Linked DNA regions of Homo sapiens: all the other regions are linked to region 1. A link is a loop called in an ENCODE intact Hi-C map of the cell type or tissue named here. Cell type or tissue: A673. All regions are shown on one strand.

What was found. Hi-C counts contacts between places; a loop is a spot of excess contacts. Peaks named below come from ENCODE experiments on the same cell type or tissue, not always from the same donor. Only the 100,000 strongest peaks of a DNase experiment are listed, where the experiment ranks them.
Region 2: it touches region 1 in a loop (5-fold over the local background); 20 of 110 quality-filtered maps call a loop at or near these places.
Region 3: it touches region 1 in a loop (5-fold over the local background); 4 of 110 quality-filtered maps call a loop at or near these places.
Region 4: a loop joins it to region 1, with 7 times the contacts of the local background. A loop is called at or near these places in 2 of 110 quality-filtered maps.
Region 5: it touches region 1 in a loop (2.4-fold over the local background); 5 of 110 quality-filtered maps call a loop at or near these places.

What each region holds. Positions count from the first base shown.
Region 1 is chr6:97,499,441-97,504,440 of GRCh38, reverse strand. All of the region lies in intron 1 of LOC101927314 (a long non-coding RNA gene), which reads right to left. Among named protein-coding and RNA genes, the nearest start is that of MMS22L, 220 kb to the right of the region's middle. In A673, a CTCF peak has its summit at 2,367 (motif pointing left); a DNase peak (open chromatin) is centred at 2,380; H3K4me3 peaks cover 1,215 bases; H3K27ac peaks cover 1,968 bases.
Region 2 is chr6:98,038,438-98,043,437 of GRCh38, reverse strand. No RefSeq gene overlaps it. Among named protein-coding and RNA genes, the nearest start is that of MIR2113, 16 kb to the right of the region's middle. RefSeq lists enhancers at 2,666-3,463, 3,464-4,261. In A673, a CTCF peak has its summit at 3,030; a DNase peak (open chromatin) is centred at 3,067.
Region 3 is chr6:97,437,774-97,442,773 of GRCh38, reverse strand. All of the region lies in intron 1 of LOC101927314 (a long non-coding RNA gene), which reads right to left. Among named protein-coding and RNA genes, the nearest start is that of MMS22L, 160 kb to the right of the region's middle. In A673, a CTCF peak has its summit at 2,006 (motif pointing left); a DNase peak (open chromatin) is centred at 1,983; H3K4me3 peaks cover 1,271 bases; H3K27ac peaks cover 2,613 bases.
Region 4 is chr6:97,651,654-97,656,653 of GRCh38, reverse strand. All of the region lies in intron 3 of LOC101927314 (a long non-coding RNA gene), which reads right to left. Among named protein-coding and RNA genes, the nearest start is that of MIR2113, 370 kb to the left of the region's middle. In A673, no CTCF peak of the experiment used is centred here; a DNase peak (open chromatin) is centred at 2,953; H3K27ac peaks cover 4,365 bases.
Region 5 is chr6:97,184,398-97,189,397 of GRCh38, reverse strand. It overlaps MMS22L (MMS22 like, DNA repair protein), which reads left to right. Exons shown (of 25, transcript NM_001350599.2): 15 at 2,708-2,901. Among named protein-coding and RNA genes, the nearest start is that of MMS22L, 96 kb to the left of the region's middle. In A673, a CTCF peak has its summit at 2,797; a DNase peak (open chromatin) is centred at 2,787; H3K27ac peaks cover 909 bases.

The DNA of each region.
Region 1 (5,000 bases):
TTAGGTTAGACTACGAGACCTAAGCTGAGTCTTCTCCTTCTCATCACTTGCAGGATTTTTCATCACACACATAACTAATTTGTCGATGTCAGTTTCAGTAAAAAATTGTAAGTTTGATGAGGGCAGGAGGCTATGGCTCTTGCTCACTACTATTCTACTGTTCCATTTCCTGCCTGTTGCAGAATACAGAGGACACATTAAATAGATGACTACTGAATGAATAAACTTTAGACTTGCTTTCACTGACTTTTGCTTTCTCAAGATGCTACAACTAGTTTTTATTATACTTACACGTGTGTTTACCATAGGCTATAGTTAAGAAACATATTTCCTGGGATTACACAGTGTTCTATTACAACCCAGGAGATAAATTTCCTATAAGCCTGAATACCCTGAAATAGTTGCATATCTCCTGAGAAATCTATTTATTCTCTTGATGTTGACTCTGTGTATCTTGGAATTGTTTCCATCTTTGTATTGGCTGCTAGAGAGCTAAAACCTAAATCTGCAGCCCAAGTCTCACAGGCACATAGGGGTTCACAATAGGCATTTGGTTCCACAGTTACTCTTTTCTCCACCCTTCCCTCCTTCTCTGGCTTTCCTTTGGCTTTCATTTCCCTCACTTAGTTTTAAATCTATTTTATGTATCTTTGTAAGTCACCTTAATTTCTTTTTGAAACAAGGTAGGACACAAATAAATTGATTTTTTCCCTTCATGATAGAAGTTATTAACTTTGCTGAAGAGGAGAGTGGGCCAAGGAAGACAAAATATAGACTTCAGCAATGTATGGCTGATTTTAAGAGACCTTGGGGATACCTTGTGAAGAGAAGATACTATTTCTAACCCACATTGTATGGTTTTAGTTTTATGTAGAGCACAAGGCAATTGTACAATGTCAACCCTTTTTATTATGTTATATCATTATGTTAATGCTACAAAATATCTAAAAATTAAAAAAGAAACAAAGGAATGTAACTGGACCTGAAGAAGCTTCACTTTTACTTATGGTCAGAACATTAGAAATAAAGAAAATTGATGAAACTGTAAAAATATATGAAAACCATTGGTACCAAGCAGACAGAATAAACTCTCACTCTTGAATTATGTTTTGAGATACAGCACCCTCCCCTCCATCCTCCTCTCCTTCTCAGAGAAAATTATCAATTTTTCATGAGAGGTAGATTCTCAAGAGACAGAGAAATAGACCAATGCTAGATAAGAGCAAATAATCATAATTTTTAAAGAACTAATACTTCAGTTGAATAGTTTATGCAGAAATGCAGTTGCATTTTATCATAATCTCACAAAATCATGATAATTGTCAATCTGAATATAGGATATTTATCTGTTTGTTATTACTAACCCTACAACTACATATCAGGTGCATTTAACTGAAAGGAAGAAACAATGACAAAGGAAAGCATGCACATGTGTGTGCATGCACGCAGACACACACACACACACACTCTCTCTCTCTCTGTCATCTGCCCCAAATAACAAAAGCATCTCTGCCACAAGAATTGTGCCCATCTCTGCTCCAAGTACAGATAGAGAACTACCGCCAGTCTATTTTAGCACACCCATTTAAATTCTGTACATCTTTATAAATGCAGTTATCATTACCATTGTTGCCTTATCACTCTCCATGATTGCTCTCTTTCAGTCAAGTACAAAGACAGCCTGACTATAAATGTTTTGTCATAAAACTGCTATTCAAACAATAAAAAAGGGTTATAATAGTACTAAAAATAATTTACCCCCAAGGCTGCTGTATAGACTGGCAGTGTGCAGATTGAGGGGCACAAAATACCTCCAGCCACATTCTCACTACCCTCTAGACGCTTCTGCATCTGTACCTATATCTGCATGGTTTCAAAGACATTTCAGACATTATCACATGGCCAGAATATCTAGGACCTTTTCAGTATATGATTTTTAAACATGAAAATCATTTTTAGCAAAATTATCATTATTGTACTTAAGAAATAAGAGATAAATTAGATAGAGCATTTGTATCTTTCAAATAGAAAGCTACTTTTAAATTCTTTAGTTTGGGAGCAGCTGGGTAAAAATGCATTGTGTGTGTATATATATAATAAAATATATTTTATACAACATATTACATATCTACATCATAGATACATGTATATATATCACACACAAATATACATATAACACATACTCATGTCATATATAGAAACATACATATATTACATATACATACATACATCATATATAACATATATATTACATACATATATATATTACACATATACACATACACCCACATATAAAATCTTTACTTTGAAAATGCTTTTGATGGCATCAGGACCGGCTGTGCACTGCCACCCAGGGGCTGTCTACAACATTTTAATACTGCTATCTTGCCAAGAGGCATTCAAAGTCATTACCGAATGCATCCTGGACAGTCCTTCATTGTAGTTGTTAGCATTCCCATTGCATTTTCCTGTAGTTTTGGTGTCATTTCCCATATCATGAATGCACATTTCAAAGAAAGGCAGAGAAAAGAAGAGAAAAAAGAATGCCAAACAAGCAAAAGACCACCTAGAAGGAAACAAATTATACTGACAAGGCTGACGAAAAGGAGTAAGAAAAGGGGAAAGACAGGAAGGAGGAGGTTTATCAGGGCTTCATGCCCACTGCTCTGGGTAAATATCCCTCCTTGTAACAATAAAGAAATAAAGTACAAAGAAAGGATAAAGCAGAAGATTACAGACCTGGTCGGTGTTTGATAAATGGCACTCTACTTCACTTTGCTTATTGTGTACTTCATACCTCACTCCTGAATATGGAAGAGAATTTTATTAAAGATTTAGCCACGGTGGTGGTGGTGACTGGCTCACAGTAATTTTCCTACAAAGTAGTTTAATCTATCACAGGGCAGACAGTGCACCTTCTTACCATGTATCATATCTGTCTATTGAGTAAGTGCTATCCAAATCCAATTTCTTTTCATTTTTGGAACCTGTGATGCATATTCAAGATACACTTTCGTTTTGTCTTTGCCCTAAATTGGGCGCTGTATGAGATGGGAGGAAAAAAGTACTAATAAAAAGGAAATATGCACTCTATAGTTTCCATATCATTCTGGTCATTTTTTGTATTTTATAAAAATAAATTGCATAAGTTTAATGGCATATGATATTGACATGTAGAGTCCCCAAAACCTTTTATATTTATGAATATGAATATGAAGCATTGCATCACTGATTATAAAATGAACTTAGAAAATCATTATAGTCAAGTTCCAGTTTTAATCTTTGTGAAGTTGTTCCATTCAATAATGAGGTGACTCGTCCAATAATATGGAAACTGTTTCAACCAAAATCATTCAGCAGTTCATTATGTGGTAAAATGTAAATCCAGAAATGTCATAAGCAAGGTACCTTCAGAGTGCTCCGTTACGGAATCACAGAAATTAGAAAAGCCCTGTGAGGTCACTCACTTCATCTGTTCCTGGTATCAGGGTGCTCTCAGCAAAATATTTTCAAATATAGAGTCTATTCTCCCATTATGAGATTCTATTATTTCTCCTTTCATTGCATTACTTTTTTCACTATGATGAATTGTTTTCTAACCTGACAATCATTGCCTTTAAACGTTATTGGACTTTTTGTAACAAATAAATAATTCTGCCCTTACCTACTTGTAACTAATCCCTCTTATTACTGCTATATCCTTCTTACAGACACTCTTTAAAACAGACCTCAAACATTTTTTAAAAAAACAGAAGGCTAACTAACATATATTTTGGCCAGTAAAAGGTACATGAGAATCACTAACTAGTATTGTCTGAAAGTTCCCTAGAGGATCCAGAGATCTTAGACAGTCACTTCCTATCTACTAACAATGTAAAAAGTATACCTATCTGTTCAATTTCCAAGCTTTTTTCACTCTCAACAACTTGTTAATCAGTACACTTGGTTTAGCCCCAAATACAAACATAAAATTTTGGAAAAATTTAAAGTAGCTCTTATTAGGAAGAGTTTTAGCACCACCCTCTTACCCCCGCAACCTCATCCAAGTCCTATACTTTAAATATGAGAAAATAATTAAATCCTAGAAAGTAATTTATGTGGTAAAACAACTGATTAATTTACAATTAGAAAGCATAGATTTTTAAGTCTAAAAAGAGTCTCAGATTCTGTGACCTCTGGTAAACCATTAGCTTTCCAAGACCCAATTACTTGCCTATAAAATAGAAATAACAATATGAACAATATGAACTCAAACATGAGTTAACATGGGAATGAAATAAAGTATTTTAAAATGCTCTTAGCACAATGCCAGGCACACAGTGAGTGCTCGAAAAATGATGCCAATTAGTACAAAATGAAGCCTAGAAACCAGCATTTAATAGGATTTCCTTAGGCACATTTATTCATGCCACTTTTTGTCTCTCCTCGCCTATATATTATGAATCAGTGGAAAGGCAAAATTAAGCTTGTGTTTAAAACTACATAAAAGAAATTTACTTATCAAGACATCCAAAATGTATTGCAACTAAAGATCTTTAAAAAGGTATGAATATATAAAATAGTGCCCGTTAGATATCGCAGAGTAAAAATTTAGCCCAGGTTCAGGGTAATGAGGAGATTACATATCAGCATTGCAAAGAACCAGATTTTTTTATCAGTTTCATAAAATATATTGACAATAAAATGTTTGCATGTTGCAAACTGTTGCAAAAGTGCAAAATCTTGCACTTCTGAACATAATACTATAATTTTTGTTACTTTTTAAAAAGAAAATGCATTTTTCATAACTTAAAAATAATACATGTAGTGAAGAAAATTTTCCAGAGCACAAAATGTGAAGAAAAAAAGTCATTCAAAATCCTACTACCCAGAAAAAAAATTGCTTTTAACATTTTGATGAAAATATTTAAATCTTTTTAATGTATATTTTATTGTTATTTAATATGAAATTGGGTTTATCGTATGTGTGTGTTGTTAGGGAGAAAGATTATATGCCCTTT
Region 2 (5,000 bases), 540 kb before region 1:
CCAAATAATTATTATATCATATGGTTATGGCAACACTTCACAATTAATAACGAAGGCATGTTTAAAAGTATTTAATTAGCAGGGAGCTGAGAGGTGAAGGGGGCTACTAGTAGAGAAATAATTAGGGTGAAAATCCTTTAATACAAAGAGTAATTATAGGTAGGAGCAAAAATGTAACATATGTGCTAAATTATAAGACTACTACAAGCAATGTGAATTGCATTAAGGTTCAAACCATATCAGTTAAAATCAGCTCCTGTTCTGTGACAATGGTCCCCTTGGTAAGGCACTAGCTTGTCCATACTTGTGTTACTTAACATTACTTTGGGCTGCTACCTCAGAAATGCCAAGATGTCAGGGTAAGGTACAGATAATTCTATCATAACTGGAGTTCTTCTGGGAATAAATCTCAAAAATGTACATTTAAAAAATCCTTTAATTCATTCCATTGAGAACAAAGACAATATTAGGAAATGCTATAGTTAAATAAATACTTAGTTTATTTTTGGAAGTATACATGTATGCATACGCATAAGTATACATATATACATACATTCATAAAGACTGGCAATGCTTTCAAAATAACTGCATAATACTATATGCCTAGAGTATAAAATCTCAAATTGGGATAGTGATTAGAAGCAGGGTTTTATAGTTCCTCAACATGTTTAAAATAACTTCATGAAATTCTAATAAAAATTTAAAGAAAAGATCATCTTGAGTTAACAGACTATATTAGCATTATCTTGGGTTAATGGCAGATAAGTCTCCTAAGACCACTTCTTCTAATTTTCTAACATTCTGGTACCACTGGGTACATGATGATCAATATTTCAGTCAACCCCCTCAGGCTCCTGGCTTTTATCAGACCATGGCACTAAGACACCTTACAGTGTTTACCAATGAAATCATAAAACGTTAGGTTAACAGTGAAAATGTCTTTCCTCTACTTAACACTTTAGTAACATGAGAATTAGTTATTTATTCAGTTCCAAAAGAGAATCTGAGAGTTGCCTCTTCCCCACCATATCCTATAAGTAAATTCTGAGTGCAGTTGGAGAGTGTCTACATAAATGATTCTTGTCATTACTCTGGTCTGTGGGTCTCGCTGTCCCTCAGCATACTATATTTTGTACAAGCCTATATTAGAGAAGTATGATACTGAAGATCCACCATCCACCACATCTGTCAGCATAGGGACAGAGTTTATCTGATAAACAAGTCATTTTTAGAAACTGCAGATGCTCCCACTGTGAAGTATTAAATGTGGCCCCGCTTAGATACATAGAATGGGGTTCCGGTTGACTGAACGCAGGCTGATAAGCTCTGAACAGCTCAGAATGCTGTTTGCCCACATACTAATGTTAAACAAAAGAACCGCAGACTGCAGAGAAAGGATGCGGGTCAGACCAGTAAATTGCTTAAACCCTTAGGCAGCCTTCTGAAAAGAAAAGGCATGAAAGAAGCTGATATGAGCTTTTATGCAGAATTGTTCTGTTTATTATCCCTGTTAAGGAAATGATGGCAAGTGCCTTGTTAAACTATATATTCCCAATAAGACAAGAGGACTGACTCTAAACAAGATGCAATATGCCACTGGTCATCACTTGATAAACCATACATATCTTCTATATTATTTCTATATTTAGAATGTAATGCGAAAGACAATAATTTAAGCTGTACTCATGAAAACCATAAAGGCTGTTAAATGTGTCTTAGTATTACACTACCTGATTTGTCACTGAGTATTCCAAGCTAATAACAATCCGTCATGGAAGAAATCTATTTTGTATAAAAATTTCACTACCTTCCATTAAAACTTTGTTAGTTTTCAAACGTGATGACTATATTTCAAATGAATTGCTGAGACAGCTTAATAATAAAATCAGAATGAAGTATATCATTGTGACAACATGTAAACTTACCCTGAATAGAGCAGGGATACAATTTTATTAGTAAAATTCTCCAGTGGATAACATGACAGTCAGTATTGAATCTCCCCTGTGTTAGGGGTTGGAGCTGGGGGAAGGGAGAAAAAGATTCTTGAGTTTGCTAGACTTTCAATACTTTCCCTCAGGTCTGACCCCCTCAAGAAACAGCATCTTTTCTGAAAGCAGATTTTTCTTCCACTCAGCCCAGTCTCCTCTCCCTCCCCTCCTGCAGAGACACTCCCATTCTGATTCATGTTTTGGGACAAAGGAAATGAGGAAAAATCCCAAGGCTTAAAGAAAACCTGATGAGAGAACCCTAACAGATAAGCAATGGATTTCATCCAAATCACAAAGCAAGAAAAGATTTGGCAATCAAAGGGCCACAAACATACAGAAGGAGAAAATAAAGCTATATGATGTAAAGACAGCATAAAGAAAAACATACACAGGCAATTGCACCAACAATAAAAAACTAAAAATTACCCCTTTGCTTAAAACTAGTATAACATGTCATTGAGTACTACTTTGACATTTTCCTGCGGCTTTTCTCAACAGGCAATAAATGAAAACAATCTTGAAACCATTCTGCTAAAGGCTCAGTGTAGGAGGCATGTCCATACTTTGTCATCAGATAATCTTACAATCAGGGTCAGACTTAAAGAGTTTACACCAATAGGCGCAACAGGTTTTTAATAGGAAATACTCAACTCTGCTTCTAAACGTTTAAAAAACAAACAAACTGACAACAAAATAAAAAATTAAAGATACACACACACTAATATGAGTCTTCTGTATTATTAATATAATCAAGTTTTAGAGAAAATAAAGTTTGATAGTTCTGCTCTTAAAGAACATAAGAAACTGAGTACTAAATTAGTAACAAAGAGAGCCCAACCAGCCAAGGGGAGCAGAAGGGAATTGATATGCCAATCCAGGCACATGGGACTGCTGATTGTGTGTACTCAGTCTGAATTAGTAGAGAGCTTAGCTAATCACAGACATCAAAGTGAAAGGCAAATGGACAGTAGTAAAAAACATTCCAGATTTAAAAATAAAACAAAACAAAAACAAAAGCAAGATTCTGACATGGTGACATTGCAACTCTAGTGAATGGTCCGAGGAGGGAGCTGTTGACACAAGTTCCTGGGTGGAGATAAAATGACACCATGCATCCACAGAAAAGAAGTAAAAGGGAAGAGAACTTAACTAAACAACATATTTGAAATGATTTGGCAGAAATAATGTTCATTTAAGCTACAAATCTCCACTCTCAGGGTATCACCTAACATAGATCCTTTCTACATGCTCCCTCTGGGTGTGGTCCAGAGCCAATGTGTCCAGAGCAGAGTCGACACATTCTTCAGATTACACAAATAAATTCACCCCAACAAAGAGGAAAGTGCTGAGAAAAGGCTAATAGGAAGTGAGTTAACCCCTGCAATGCTTGCCATATTGTTATGGTAAATATTTAGGATGGCCAACTCATTAGATAAATAGATTCCAAGGACGCTCTCATCCTCAGGGCTACTCTGAGACCCATGTGAAAGGACAAGGCATGCAGGAGATGTATCCTTTTGCATAATGCCTGATTCCAGAATGCATAATGGGCACATCACTCCAAGTACTTTCCATTGCACACATTTTCCTTTATAGAAGTTTTGCAAAGTAAGCCTTTTTTTCTTCTTTTTCCTCGGTGATACGCATTGACAGCCTTCAGATGACGAACGTAGATGGTTATATCTGCAGGCTGCAAATTCTATCTGCTCAAGATTTATTCCCAAAGACCCTCACCTACCTAATCTGAAAGGTCCTTGCAGGGCACAGGGCTCACCGCTGTGCCTAAAAGGTCAGCAGTGGCAGAAGGCAGGGCTGAGGTGGAGTGGGATCTTTGGAGCACTCTGTCCTCAGCAGCTTTCTGCCTTTTGCCTCAGCACTCCCTTGGGGAAGACCTACAGGAAGCATACACACACACACTCCCTGAGTATGAGAGCAGCACTGATAACATTTGTTCACAACAATGCAATACATCTTTTTTAAAAAATTAGACTTCCCCCTTTCTGCTTTCTTTCCTTTATACCCCTGGGTATGAGAGGGTGAAGAGTTAGCTCAAGGAGAAATATTACATAACTTGGTAAACTTTATTTTGGATGAATTAGTCTTAAAAAATAAAACTATTTTTTTTAACAACACATATACATTTTCTTTCAGAAAACCTACCACAGAGGCTATTATGTGAAATCAAGGAATCGTTCTGAAAGCACAAATATTGAAATGAGAAAGGGATTCTTTTATTTTTAAATTATGTGAAACTTGCACACATATCCAGCTACTATCAGAAAGCATTTCACTTACAGGCCATAAGAATATGTATACCTTTTGGAAGTGTAAAAGATTCTTCTGAATTAACATTCACTAAAAGTAAAGAATATAAAAAATAGCAATACTAAAAATATGTTTTGACTCCATATATGCTTGAAATGGCAATAAAAAGTACAAATAGACCAGAGAATTTATTTTCCATGAAATTTTGGTAAAAACTTATGAAATGGTGAGGAGTCGACTTGAGTCATTAAAGATTACCTTGACTTAAAATGCTCTGTTGTCTATAATATCCCACCTATCCTCATAACATACTTACAATGTGGAACATAATTTATTTTCTATATCAAAGTTTTTAAATACAGAAACTATGGTAAGAGAAGTCAGTGACCATTAATTAATGCTTTAATTAATTAATTAATTAAAGATTTTTTTTTTTGTTTGGTGCATGTTTCTTAAATAGCTTTTTCTTTTGGCAGGGTAACTTCAGGCCTTGGGGTAAGTTCCAAAGTTTACTTTTGATGTATTTCCTAAAATTGGTTCTCAAAAACACATTTCCTAAAGTTGACTCTCAAAAACATGATGCCTAAATGTTATTCATCATACAACACTGAAGATTTACATGTTGATCCATTAAATGGTTTTCATTCTCTAATAAAGAATTCTCCAAGGCTGGCTATCTTATGTCTGAATTGCCAGTGTGTTTATGAAGTGTGCTAATTGATCACTCTGCATGACCATGACTTATTG
Region 3 (5,000 bases), 62 kb after region 1:
TAGAAGTTTGCTTTTCTTTTATTGCTGGTTTTAATTTTTTCAACTTTTACTTTAGATTCAGGGAGCACTTATGCAAGTTTGTTACCTGGTTTTATTTCATAATGCTGAGTTGTTGTTTTAAATTGCATCTAAGAAAGAAGTAAATGAACCTATATATAAGTCACGTTAGAATTTATAACAAGTAAAATCAGCACCATGTACTTTAGAATCTGAGGGACAAGAAAAAGGGTTCATGTTATCTTTCAGGTTAAAAGATGCACTTGGATGGTCCAAGGGACTTGAGGTCCTATTTTTTCCCAGTTTTCTCACCTTTCACATTTCTTACTTTTATCCTAATGTCCTACTATCATATTTTCTGGATCTCATTCACATACTTTTTATAGATCATTATTCCTGAAAACAAATGAGAATTTGTTTTCAAATTCCAACCAGCCTATAGAATTGAGTGAAGTAGTCCAAGTCTAAATACAACTGATGACTGGACTTTCAGCCATATACATTTCTTAATTATTTTAAAGTAAGTTATAGATAAAGTATTAATGAAGTATTCAAAAAACTTTTATAAAATCTATTTATAAATCTAAAATTATTATACTTTAAATATAGATATGTTTTTTCCTCTTTCAGTTATAGTGTATTTTAAATATTCATTTCAGAAATACATGAATGCCAAAATTAAAATAACCTAGTTAAAATTATCACTAAAATATATACGTATATATATATATATTATATATATATATAATATATATATTCAGCTATATAACCTGAGTATGTGAGTATTTCTTTTAGGAAGCCTTTAGCCTCCAGGCATTCCTTTTAAACTCTTTCTAAGGTATGTCCATAATTATGTTCCCACAATGTGTTACAAGAAAAATATAAATTTCAATGATCTAAAATGATCATGACATCAAGTTTGAAAAATTTTTTACTACTTATGTTGTTAGTCATTAAAAAAATTATAGGCAGTTTAATTTCCAATGATTAACGAAACCACTTATACAATTTTTTTCACATTTTGGTATCAAAAACCTTTATTAAAACACTATTTTGAAAATGTATTTTCTCAGTGGCTTGTACATCCTATCTCAGAATGATTTTCTTTCATTTCCTAGAACTCTGTTTTTGCAAAGAAGATGTAAAGCTTCGTCTCAAAATTAATTATTTTAATTAAAAATAAAGTATTAGTTTTAAAGATATCTGTGACATAAACCATTGAGAATCCTTAATATACACAGGCCATATTAATATTCCTAATGTATACTGTATCATATTCTTCCTATGTATATTAGATCCTTATGGTAAATAGGAAAAGGACAGATTTGATTTAAAACAAAATAAACCATCCTTGCTTTTTTCTTAAAAGGCAAACTATTTCTTTTTAACTAGAAAGTGTTTTATAATTATCCACTTGTTCACCATCCTTAATATAAGAAAGGAAAGTGTGTATATTTATTTTACTAGTTGATAAGTTAAAACATGTCGAAAGAGTACAAATTGTGGTGTTTTCATTAGAAAATATAAATAAAAATATTAAACTCCAAAATATTTTTATTATAAATTGTTTTTAAATGTCTGCTTTCTCTATGAATTTAAAATGATTGGCTTGAGCACAATATTAAGTAAAAAATAAAACAGTTTTCCTGCCTGAAAGACTCCTGAATAAAGAGAAAATTATTTTTGGATTTCCCTCTTGATCAGATATGAAATATTCTGAAACGCCACCACTATAATTTGATAAAAAGCTTGATATCTCCAAATGAAAATAGGACTCAGCACTTTCATTTTTCTGTCTCTAAAGGAACCTGGGTAAACTGATTTTTTTTTTAAATGAAAATCTCAGGCATAAAGGTGGCAGTAATGAAGCAAGCTTAAATATGTGCTGACCTTTGAAATGAACTGCAATCCGCGTTGTTTGGCCAAGGATCTGACTGTGTTACTGTCTCCATCTATTTCTAGCATGAAAGATGTGGGGGTTGGAGCTGCTCTGCTCTCTGGTGGATGTTGACAGCATGGCTGCAAACGCAGCAGCACCGAAAGAGACAGCTACATACCAGGGATCGAAAAATTAACCACACAGCTGTCAGAGACAGAACTACAGCGCAGATATTTTCTAAAAACCTTGATGGCAAGACAAATGATAAATATGTTTCAGTTTTCTAAATGCAGTATATTTTGTGTTAAGAGGAACATTGCTGTTAGGAAGAGGAGGTAAATTGACAATATATAAAATTATCAAGTGATTTGATAAATCATTAAAAGTTTCAGCTAGTTTTCTTAGGGAGTGCACACATAGAAAAGTATACAGCCTCAAGAATCACACTTTTTGAATTAAATACATAGTGAGATTTTAAATAATTGTCAACGTTCCTGGAGTAACATTTTCTCATTATGATTTATTATTATTATTATTATTATTTTGCTTAGGATAAACAGTTCATAGATAATTAGTTTATGCAATATTGAAGGACGTGTCTCTTTTAAATAATTCCTAGGGATTCTCAGAAGCTTCAAAATACAGCCTAGCACCATCTCCTTTAGTTGTGGACCATCTAAAGGTCTGTACCTCAGTTTTATCAGCTATTAGTGGACTGCCTCTACAAATCTCACTCTTTAAAAAATGAAAAATGCATAAAAAACATGCTGAAGAACACTAAAGCTACCACAGTTTGCGATATCGCAATTAAGTGAAGTCTATATCTTTGGTATAATCTATAAGCACTTATAAGTGAAAATGGATTTCCTCATAGAAAAATTTAATACACATCTCCTTGTTCTAGTTTACCATAAACGTAGTCATCAACTCAACAGCCACTGACTAAAATCTCACATTGTGTTCAGCAACGAGGCATATTAAGTGGCAGAAGATATGGTCCTTGCAGTCAATGATTTGCAGGCTTTGAAGAGTGGTATGTATGTAAAAAAATGTTAAATGACATAAGTCAATAGTCAGTCAAGCACTCAATTGAGCATGTGGTATAGTTGCATCTGATATGAGAGAATCAAATGCTGATATTGGAATGATCCTGAATTGCCATTTCTCACTGGTGTTTTACTTTCATTTGGATCACCTATTCCAGTCTCTTAACAACAACAATAACAAAATACAGAACTTGAAAATAATATTTTCTTGTGGCAGGAATATAAAACTCAAGAATGTTGAAAGGAATGCTTCATAAAATTAGCTATACTAAAGGAAACATTATATATATGTGTGTATATATAGACATACATATATATTCCAAATCCCTGATCTAGCAATTTTTAACCTCAATAAAAAGGACTATTTCTATTCAGTAGTAACCAGAGATTTTGATTGAGTTATGCCTCCTAGAGGAAAAAATTATGAGAAACCTGGATATAAAACATTGATTTCTTTATGGTCCAGAAAAAATGTATTTAAGGGAATTTTAAGGTACATATGAGTTAAAAACTATTTATAATATTTCCTCTCTCATTCAGCAAATTTTGGATTTCCAATGTATATTCCAGAAGTCACATTCTCTAAATGAGTAAATAATACAGGCGCGACTTTTTTAAAAAGTGCCTTGTTGTACCTAAGTGCACTGCAGGACATCTGGCACATTTCATTCTGAAATGATGTTTATCCACAGAAATGCCATCAGTGGAAGATGTATTGAAAAGCTGAAGGTCTATTAAGGGAGTATGGGACAGCTGCATACATTCTGTAATCTGTATAAGGCCATGGAAATGACACAGCAATACCCCATCTGTGGCTTTGGTTTACAGAGCTTTGAATAAAAATTCAAGATCAAACTTCACTTGTTACAGAAAAGAAGAATGCTAAAAGAAAGCTGGTATTAATGGGCTCAAATATAAAGGTCTGTTACTGTTACCTTTCTCCTTAATATAAAATATTTTATGGAATTTCTACACCTTCAATAAATACTAATATTATATATTCACCCCTTAATGTTATTTGAAAAACTGCTTGTGGAGAACTACAGTTTGCACTTTTATAATTTAGGCCATTTGTGAATAGGCTTAAAACTTGCAGAAGTGCTAGGACGGAGTAGGGCAGATGTTCAAACTTCCCTATTTGGGCCTGCCAAGTCCTTCATTCTGGACCTACAATACCCCAGCCAATTCAAAACTCAATGTCTCTTAATAGAGATTACTAATCAAGCTGATTTATGTGGTAGTTTAGGAGGTGGGGTCATTCTTTTTTTAGTGGTGTTGTTTCTAAAGAAAGTTTAATGCTCACAAAAGCCTCAGATTGACAGCTCCACAAAATGGAAATTCACAGAACAGAAGTATCACATGCTAGGGGGATACAGCCACCCCTTATGCTAACCTGCCAATTCACAATTTCAACCTGCAAGGATCTGCCACCGAATTCAAGAGATTAATTCAGTCCCTGTGCCCGTTCAATCCTTTGCCAATAAGGAGGCCAATTAGTTTCAACTACACTGGTTAGTTTACTTCTGCCTTTATTTTTTTCTAACGGGGGCATTTTCTCTCCATCATTTGGATGATTTTGACCCCCAATTCATTTCAGGTTACTATGAAATGGCTGTCAATCACTTGAAACCAAAGCCTAATGTGACCCAAGGCCTGAGGTGAAAAGTTCAGTCATTAGATATTGAAACCATCCAGCTCTCTACTGTGGTGAGTTTCATACAGCTCACAGGAAAACAACAATGAAATTCATAATATTAATAAGTTCAAACTCATATTGTAAATCTCTATTTAAAAATGACAGTCAACTAATTAACACGTTTAGCTGGCCTCAGTTAACTTCCAGTCTAAAAATGTCAATTGGAAGCTTTCATTAACTCATATATATATTTCTTTTGTGCATTCATAAAATAAATATATCTCAGAAAAGTTATATTTTTGTCAAGAATTAAAATATTCACCATATTGAATTATGACTTAAATTTCATTTTAGCCTTATATTCCTAGAAAATAAAGTCTCAGTAATGCTATAAAAGTGCAATGTTACCAAAAAAAGGTAAAGATACTTCTGAGATTTTTTT
Region 4 (5,000 bases), 150 kb before region 1:
ACCAAAATTCTTTTAAAACAAGCTAAAAGTCTTGTGTTACTATTAATACCTAAAAAATAATATTAGATCTCCAAACAAAAGCATTGCTTCTCTGTCCAATTTGATGTCTTTTTCATGCTGCCTCAGTGATGGCCAAATAATTGGTTGTTCACTTGTGTCCTTGTCTCCCCCGACAGTTCCACAGATGCCCTGAACAATGCTCCAAAGACTGCTTTCAGTAGGGGCAAATCCTCATTAATCATTCCTGGCTGACAGCACAAGGGGACACCTGCATCTGGTGCAGAAGCCCAGCCATAGTTCAGGGGAGTGTGGATCAAAAACCAACCCATGCAAGGTATGGGAGACTACTTTTAACAGGAATGTGAAAAACAACAACCACACACACAATCCAAGCAACAAAAACAAATCCTCTTTTGGCATTTCCATTTATTTAATATCTCAGACTGAAGCTGTGGTTCATGTTGCCACTAAAACACCATTCTACTCTAAGCAAGTATATCAGAGAACTAACCACACACAGAGTTATGATAAATGGCTACTAAATTCTTCATGCTCACATCAACCAATGTTAGCATTAAATACTGATAAACTGTCACATAATTTTCATTTAGAAATGATTTCAGTTTCAGCTTCCTATCTTATGGTGCTCGTAAATATTTCCCCTACTATATTTCACAAGTAGAATGTATGAAATATACACATTTTTAGCAAGAGCTCTTGGTCCTATGTGATTGCTTTCTTTTATTGAAATAATAAATATTTCTATTTTTAAAGGGTTAAAAAGAATCCAGGCAATACACCCAGGAAATTATGTATATCATTATGTACTATTGCAGCTGTTTTAACTTGCTTTTTGAATAAAATGAAGCATTTTTGTACTTTTACAGAAGAGTTTTCTCTCACTTGTCATTATTTTTCTAATTGTATCCCTTAGAGAAAAGACCATAAATAATGAACCCCAATTCATATCTCATAGTTTTGTCTTAAGTAAAACTAAATATGTTTGTAGAGTACCAGAAAATAAAAGACTAGTAGTTAAAATACCTAGGAGACTTAGGGAATACAATACATCAAGGAATTACAACAATAAAAAAAGGAGGTGATAAGCAAACTAAGAGACCTGCAAATAAAAGTGATAAAAGACTACAAAGATTAATCAAGTTGATGTTTATGCTGCTCAGTTTGTAAAAACAAATACAGACTTTTCTGTATGTTGGAGATTAATTATAACTATTATACATATAAAATTTAAAAGTTAAACATCAATTGATATACTACAATTTATAGTAAGTCCATATTGGAGATCTTTGGTTTGAAAATGTAATTAAGTTTCGAAGTTCTAGTTTTAAAAAAAATACATAAGGGCAATGTTGTAAGTTGGATAGAAGCTAAAGGTCCCCAAAGTGAAAATTTAGTTTGGGTTTAGTTTGGATATTTAGAATAATTTAGATATAAATATTTAGGGATTTTAACAGACAAATAATCTTGGGAAAATTATACTTCTCAAGTCATTATAACATCCCTTAACTTCATTATTTACAAACATATTTAATTTAAAAGAATGTCTACAAAGCTGAAGATGGAAGAATGGACATGAAGATAAAGAGATAACAGCTTAATAATCAGCAGAGTATTCAGTGGTAGTAAATACTATTTACTACTATTGAAAGGCTATGCAAGAGACACTTCCAGTATCCCAGAGAAGTTCAAACTGCCATTCTCTTCAACTTTGCTAGGGCCTGTCCCATTGCAAGGACACAGCCACCATGTAGTGGAGCTCTTTGCCTAAGGTACGCTTCCGTCCTTTATGGATGCCGTTGGTAACACCAAGAACTCCAAACCTGTACTGCACCTAGCTAATTAAGTGTAGTGGCCCCATATTCTGCTTAGAGACCTTTCTGGGTTTTGTACTTTTTTCTTCCATTATAAACAAGAATTATGGCATGTACACTCTTCATTAGGAGCTATGGAAACATAGCCAAAAGTGCCCTCAAGCATATTTTAGTTAAAGCTTGGGAAGAAGACACTAACCCCTTCTTATACAGAAAACATAATTGTAAGGAGGAAAACAGAGGCAGAAATAAGAAAGGGGGGAGAGAAGAAGGGAGGGAGCAAAAAAAGAGGATAGTTGTAAAATTCTTTGCATAACCAATCTCTGGGTACTCTGATTACGGTCAAAGACATTTTTTTTTCCACAGATGACTTCAACTTTTCCCAATACTAAGATATGAAGAATAAGTAACTAGCAACTAATTTTAATTAAACATTAATTCCATGGAAGGCACTTTTTTCTGAGACCGAGTCTTGCTCTATCACCCAGGCTGGAGTGCAGTGGCGCGATGTTGGCTCACTGCAGTGGCACAATCTTGGTTCACTGTAGCCTCCACCCCCCGGATTCAAGCAATCCTCCTGCCTCAGCCTCCTGAGTAGCTGGAACCACAGGCACGGGCTGCCACACCCAGCTAATTTTTGTATTTTTAGTAGAGAAGGGGTTTCATCATATTGGCCAGGTGTTGATCTCCTGACCCTGTGATCCGCCCACCTCAGCCTCCCAAAGTGCTGGGATAATAGGCATGAGCCACCGCTTTTGTGTGGCTATCCTATTAAATCCTTACAACATTCTTTTAAAATACATATCATTATCTCAATTTTGCAAATGAGGAAATTGAGAATCAAGAAGGTTAAATAATATGCCCAAGTCACAAAGCCAAAGTAAAGCCAGGTTTCAAATTAGATCTGCCTTTCTCAGAAGCACATATTCTTTCCACAAAACCATACTATGTCAACAATTTATTTCCACATCTCTGGATTGAGTCTAAAAGCCTCCCATCTGTCCACTGAGGCAAATCCTCAAATTTGTGGCACATGAGCTAATTTTCATTTGGTTTTCATGTGCTCATGACTCCATCCCTCCCATACTCAACTAGCACCTTCCCATTCATTCTTTGTGTCTCAGCTTAGTGTCACCTCACTAGGATATTTTCTCCTCATAATTGCCCCTAAAGTATCCTTCAACAACTTTTGCATTATAGTATTTTTCACAATGTATTGCAATTGCCTGTTTACTTATCTTTACTGTTCTCTAATCTCTATTCCCAGGTACTGGAGAGTATTTTATCCAGCATAGCTAACAACTATTTCTGGAAGGAAGGAAGGAAGGAAGGAAGGAAGGAAGGAAGGAAGGAAGGGAGGAAGGGAGGGAGGGAGGGAGGGAGGGAGGGAGGGAGGGAGGGAGGGAGGGAGGGAGGGGAGGGGAGGGGAGGGGAGGAAGGAAGGAGTAGAAGAAGGGAGGGGTGACTTGTAAAAAGACTATTACAAATATGTTAGCATGTGAAAAAATTGGAACAAAATAATTGTACTACCTCAAGAAAAGATCAAGATTTGACTTCACATTTCAATTTGAATTTGAGATGTTTATTTTCTTTTGTTCTAAAATGCCCAAGGAAAATAGTAGGGGCATGTCACCTTGGATTATCAATATGTAAAGAAGTACTAAAATTTAGATTTAAATAGTCATTCAAAAATAAGCTGCATTTATGAACCAGCTGAGACATTTGTAGTTACCATTGTAACTGGTAATGTTGCTTTCTTGGAAATTTATATTTTTTATATTTAGTGATAAATATTTTACAGACTCTAGTATCATCGTCTTTTAAACCTTATTCCAGTTAATTAAATAAACCTGAAGCAGAGCTTTTCTAATTCATTTTTCAAACACAATAGAAGACCCATTAAAACATTGTTATTTATTACACATTTTCATATATATCATTAAGTTATTATTTCTAAAACAACAAAAAAGTAACAGTAAAGTTTATTTTATTTAGATGAGTGGAAACCAAACATCATAGTCCTCACTCTCAAAAATAACATCAACTACAATGCATTGTAAAATGGGATACAAATGGTGAATATACAATAAGAGATTTCACATTTTATGTTGAGCATTAAGATTTTTGCGTTGAAATGCTTCTTTTTTTAATAATAACTTGAGTTCTAATAAGCTTAAATGACAATTTATTCCCTTTTATTTTATGTATCAGGAAAAAACAAAGCCTGAAAAGGTTACGTGACTTACTCTAGCTCATGTAAGTAAAATTAAAATCTATGCTTCCAACTCCAAGCTTAGTGGTAATTCCAGAGAACATGCTGGATGGAACGTTACATGATATATTTTAGGGGTAGGCCCACAGTGGTCTATGGGCCAAACCTGGCCAGTTGCTTGTTCTTGGTAAATATTTATTGGAACAGAGCCACTCCTATCTGTTTATGCATTGTCTATGGCTGATTTTGTGCTATAACAGCAGAGCGAATAGTTACTCCAGAGACTATGCCCACAAAGCTGAAAACATTTACTATCTTCGCTTATAGAAAAACTGAGCTCTGAATATTCAATAGGAATATGTTGCAACAAAGGTTTATAGTGGAATTAAGCCAGCCCCATCAATACATTATAACTTAAAAAATTAGGCATTATAACTACGTCATTGATGAAATAAAAGGCATTTTAGAAAATTAAGAATGAACTATGTGCTGACTCCATGTTAAATTATCACAACATGACTCACAACATCACTCTTGTTATGTTTTTTTTTTTAATTGAGGTTTAAAGTGGCTATATAACTTGTTCTTGGTTATTCAACCAGTCGATAGCAAAGATAGAATCTGACCTAGAATCTGATTCCAGAAAAAATCAAATAGCATACAAATAAGTGACCAAGATAAACATTAAGTATCACTCATCTAGAAAAAATAATAATTCAAGAAACCAAAAAAATTTATTTCTGTGTGTGTGCGTGTATATATATATATATATATATATATACGCACATACGCACACACACACACACTCACATTTTATATATATATATATAATTCATAATATTAAAGTGAGTTAAGGGGATATTTCCATCCTTCACACTAAAAAAGACTGCCTCAGCATGTACCAATCATAGAAAGAGAAAGAGTTGCACAAAATTTAAAAGTATAATTATCAAAAA
Region 5 (5,000 bases), 320 kb after region 1:
AATAGAGATGGGGTTTCACTATGTTGCCCAGGCTGGTCTTGAAATCCTGAGCTCAGGCAATCCACCCACCTCAGCCTCCCAAAATGCTGGGATTAGAGGTATAAGCCACTGCACTCGGCTTTTTTTTTTTTTTTAAACCTAATGGATTCAGAACTTTGAGTCCTATCCCCACGTTAGCTCATACTTATACTCCCTGGTACCTCAACGTTTTGTTGTGGAGAGGTCAAAGGTGGTTCACATTTGTTGGCCTTTCTCATTATTGCCTTGAATACATGTTTTCTAGCATCTCTTCTTATAGTCTTTCCTAATGTTAGAATTCTGATGTTGCTCCTGGCCCTTCAAAAGACACAGCTACATGTGGCTTTTCCAGCCCCTTTTCTTAAGCTTTCTGAAATTCCTTTATTTTATTTATTATTATTATTATTTTTAAATTATTTTGAGAAAGTCTTGCTCTGTCACCCAAGTTGGAGTGCAGTGGCACAATCTCGGCTCACTGCAACCTCCACCTCCTGGGTTCAAGCAATTCTCCTACCTCAGCCTCCTGAGTTGCTGGGATTACAAGCGTGTACCATCATGCCCGGCTAATTTTTTTGTATTTTTATTAGGGAGGGGATTTCACCATGTTGGTCAGGTTGGTCTTGAACTGCTGGCCTCGAGTGATCCACCCACCCTGGCCTCCCAAAGTGCTGGGATGAAATTTCTTTAACCTAAGTAGAAAGAGAAGATAATTTATCAATGTTTAATTCACTTAAAACTTGTGTATGTGTAGGCGCATAAGGGTGCATGTCTTAGTGTGTAAAAAGAAAAGTGGGCTTCAGAGTCAGATTTAAGTTCAGATGATGGGGCCAGCCCTTTCTAGCCATGTGACCTTTGGGCATATTTAGCTTTCCTACTGTTAGCTTCGTCATCTATAAAGAGGATTAATGATACCTATCTCATAGAGTTGTTCCGATTTTAAAAGAATTTAATTAATTTAAGGAATTTCTAGCACATATATAGAGGTCGATCAGAAATGTTACTCCTTCCTAGGGAATAGGTTTTAGTTAGTAAATAAAATGGCTTTTTTAGATATGGTGAGCAAAATCCATCCTACTCAAGTACCATAAGTTATTTATTGTCTTTTGAAACCAATATACTTTGAAAAAGCTATAAAGGGCAGTAGAAATGGTGGTATTATTTTACATGGATTCCACTGTGTAGAAATGTACTGTGAACTTTGCTATGTTGATATAGGCAGTTGAGTTAGTTGCCAGATAGATTTTAGTGGTTTGTTATTTATCTCACTCTAAGATAAAGGAACTGAAATGGTTCTCTAGCCACTAGTTCAAGTTGAAAGCATCTCAAGAAGTTTTTACAGAGAGGACATAGCAGATATTTGGTTAGCTTTTATGAGAATTGTTTACTGTATACTCTTTCCCCAGCCATTTGTTCACTTGTTTTTTGAATATTTCCTGTAGTATTAAGTAATATCCCATAATTTTCCAGGAATTCCAATGTAAAGGGGCTCAAGGCCCTAATGTTATACAGTTTATACTTAGAATTTTTACTCACTCTTGGGTAGTTATGCGAAATATTCTAAGATGTGATCTTATAACCAGCTTGATCTTTTTGTGGGATTGCTTTAGATACACATGCTAGTTCTGTGTTTTGTATAGTTCTTTCATGTTATCCACTTCCCCTAAACTGTTTAAAAACATCAAACATCTTTTTTAAAGTACTTAATTATTTTTCTTAGTGGAATGCTATCTCTATTAAAGGAAGTCTTCTCCATAATTTCCATTGGTTATTTTTTGCTGCTTTCTGTATAATTGAAAAAAAAATGCAAATGTAAATGTATCCATGCATTTATGTCTACTCAGTTGATCTGGCAGTAATATAAACAGAAACAGGAATAATAGCATGGTTGTACATTTAGTTTTAAATAATCATATTATCAGTGGGTGCACAACATAAATGCCTTCTGTTCCACATCACTAAGAAGATCTCTTATTTCCCTCTCTTTGGTAACCTCAATTTCCTGCACGTTTCTATTAAGGTCTAGAGATATCTAAATTTTCGATTGAATTAATCAGCAAAGGTGAGTAAATGATTAATCAAAATTTGAGGCAGTATCGAATTATGTTTTATTATTTTATGAAGAGCAACTTGTTATTGTATATTATTGCCTACCAAGTGAGAATGATTATGAATCTTTTGGGACCAAAGTAGTAAGATTGTATCTAGCATAGTTTTGTCTACTACACAAGGCCTGTGTCTTCTAAACAAGGAAAGTATTTTAATTTAAAATACCACGCATAAGCCAGTTGTACTTACCTTCCTCTTGGTACATCCATGTCCTAAAGCCCTCAGGAGAAAATTGTTTTAAAAATTGTTTTCATGTCTAGATTTTAAGTAAAAATCACTTGTCATGTGTGAGTTGCAAAATGCAGACCTTCATTCTGAAGCTGCCTCTTTCTCATTTGGATCTGACATATTAAAAAGCATATAATTAATGGTTGACATTAGTAGTTAACATTAACTTTATGATGCTTAATATGCCATCATTCATCCATCAAACAACCAGAAATGCATAATGTCTTGGCATAAAGGTTTTAATTATATAAAATGTTTCTCATATGATATAAATGGAAAAAGCTCAAAATGTACTTTAAGAAGATTTTTGTAAGCATTTATTAAGGGTGTTAGCTGTATTTTTATTTCTTTTTAGGAGTATGCATCAACAATTGTGTCAGGAACTTCAAAGGGACAATGTGGACCTATTTGTACAGTCTTCATTATCGGCTAAAGAGCGCCACCTTGCTGCAGTTGCCAGTGCACTGTGGAGACATTTCTTTTCATTTTTGAAGAGTCAGAGAATGTCACAGGTAGTGCCTTTCTCACAACTTGCGGATGCAGCTGCAGGTCAGCATTAATTATTAATTTGCTAATTTCTCTTTTTGCAGACTCTTTGTCAGTATTTTCCTTTATTTTCTTAGTAACAAACTCTTGTATAGCAAACATTTTGTCAGCCAGAAAGATGAAACAAATTACATATTAATAAATTGGGATCCTTTGGCTTATTTATTGCTAAAAATTAAATGATTATTTACTAAAAATAAGATAATTTTCTATCCTGAAAATATTGAATATACATAAGCTTTTCTTATGCATGTAATATTTTGGAAGGTAAACTAGCATTTGATTACGTGTGATTCAAGTAGTTTATTTTCAAATTGTATGAGCAGATACATAGGTATAAGATGAAGTTAATTTGTGTAAAGAGCAAAAGAATATAAAATAAATACCACTTCAATCCCAAGAAGATGAGATCAGAATGACACTGAATATATAGGATGTTATTGTTCTGACTTCTACTAGATTCTACTTTAAGTTGTAATTTTTACTTAATTTGATTATTAACCTAAAGACATGTCCTTAGGCTTTAAGGGACTCTGGATCTCATGAAATTATAGGTAAGAATTTGAATATATGCGCATATATATCATTTCTAAGAAGAGGCCATTGTCTTCTCAAGGGGGTATTTTGCTCAAAATATGTTAAGAAGTATTGGAATAGACAGTGATTAGTATGGTAACTCCATGTACTTGAATGAAGTCCATTTAAAGGTATTTAATTTATTTTTAAATAATAGTTTTAAAAACCTAAGATTTAAACCAATATTTATCCTAGTGTATACGAGGAAAACTGAGCTTAAAGTGCTGTGTAAAAGACTAATGATTTAAATTTGAAAAGATTTTGAATTCTGATAACACTTCTATAATTAGGACTTTACGATGATAGATTAAAGAATTGTGACAGGACAACAATTTTCCAACTACTGTAATGTCTATGAAAATAAATATTGATATTCAGCCAGTTTAAGCAGTCATTAATAGATGATATAACTTGTGTACATGCATCATCCCAACTGCCAGTCAACAAAAATAATAATGCATCAGTTCAGTCAGTGCTGTCTTAGATGCTGAAGATAAATGGTATATAAATAGAAAGCAAAATATGTGTACTTTGGCTTTGATTTGAAATAAAGACTTGATAGTTTAGGAGAGAATGATTTTCTTCATTTAAAAAAAGTTACTGAATACCTAGTTTAATAGGCATTGGAGAGATACTAATGGAGAAGAAGGACAAAAATACTTGTTCTGATGGAGCTCATAATCTAGTGTTGGGGCATAGGAAGACCACTAAATGAGTAAATAGTGTAATGTGTGGTGATAAATGCTGTGGGAAAGAGTGGAATATAGGATAGGAATACAGAAGGCCAGAGGCAGTTGTGATTTTAAATAGAGTGGTCAGGAAGGCCCAAGTAAGTAATATTTGTGCAAAGAACTGAAGGAGATGAGAGACCATGCTTTGCAGAAGTCTGAAGGCAAGAACATGTCTGGTGTGTTTGAGAAACTATAGGGAAGCAGCAAAGGCTCATGTGGAATGAGAAAGGGAAAGAGAACTAAGAGATGGATCAAGAGGTAATGGAGAGCTAGTTTGTGTTCTGCCTTGTAAGTGGTTATAAAGACTTTTGGTTTTACTCTGAGATTGGAAGCTGTTGAAAAGTTTTGAGCAGAGGAGTGATAAGAGTCCTCTGGCTGCTAGGTTGAGGCTAGACTTATAGGAAGACTAGGCAAGGGGAAAAGCAGGAAGGCAGTTAGGGAACTATTGTAATAACCCAAAAATGAGCAGCTGTGGCTAGAGTGGTGGCAGTAGAGGTGGTGAGAAGTGGTCAGGTTTCCCATCTGAAGAAAGTATTTTCAAGGTAGAGATGACAGAATTTGCTAAGTGGGTAAGATACGGTAACCAAATAGATAAAGAGAGGAATTAAGGGTAACTATAGCCATTTGCTGAGATGAGGAAGATTGAGGCTAGAACAGATTTTATGAGGGAAGATTAACATTTTTGGTAATTTTTTTTAAGATGTTCATTAAATCCAAGTAGGCATGTTAAGTAGGCACTTAGATAATGATCCTAGAGTTCAGGAAGAGGTCCAAGCTAGAGATTTGAAGTTGGAA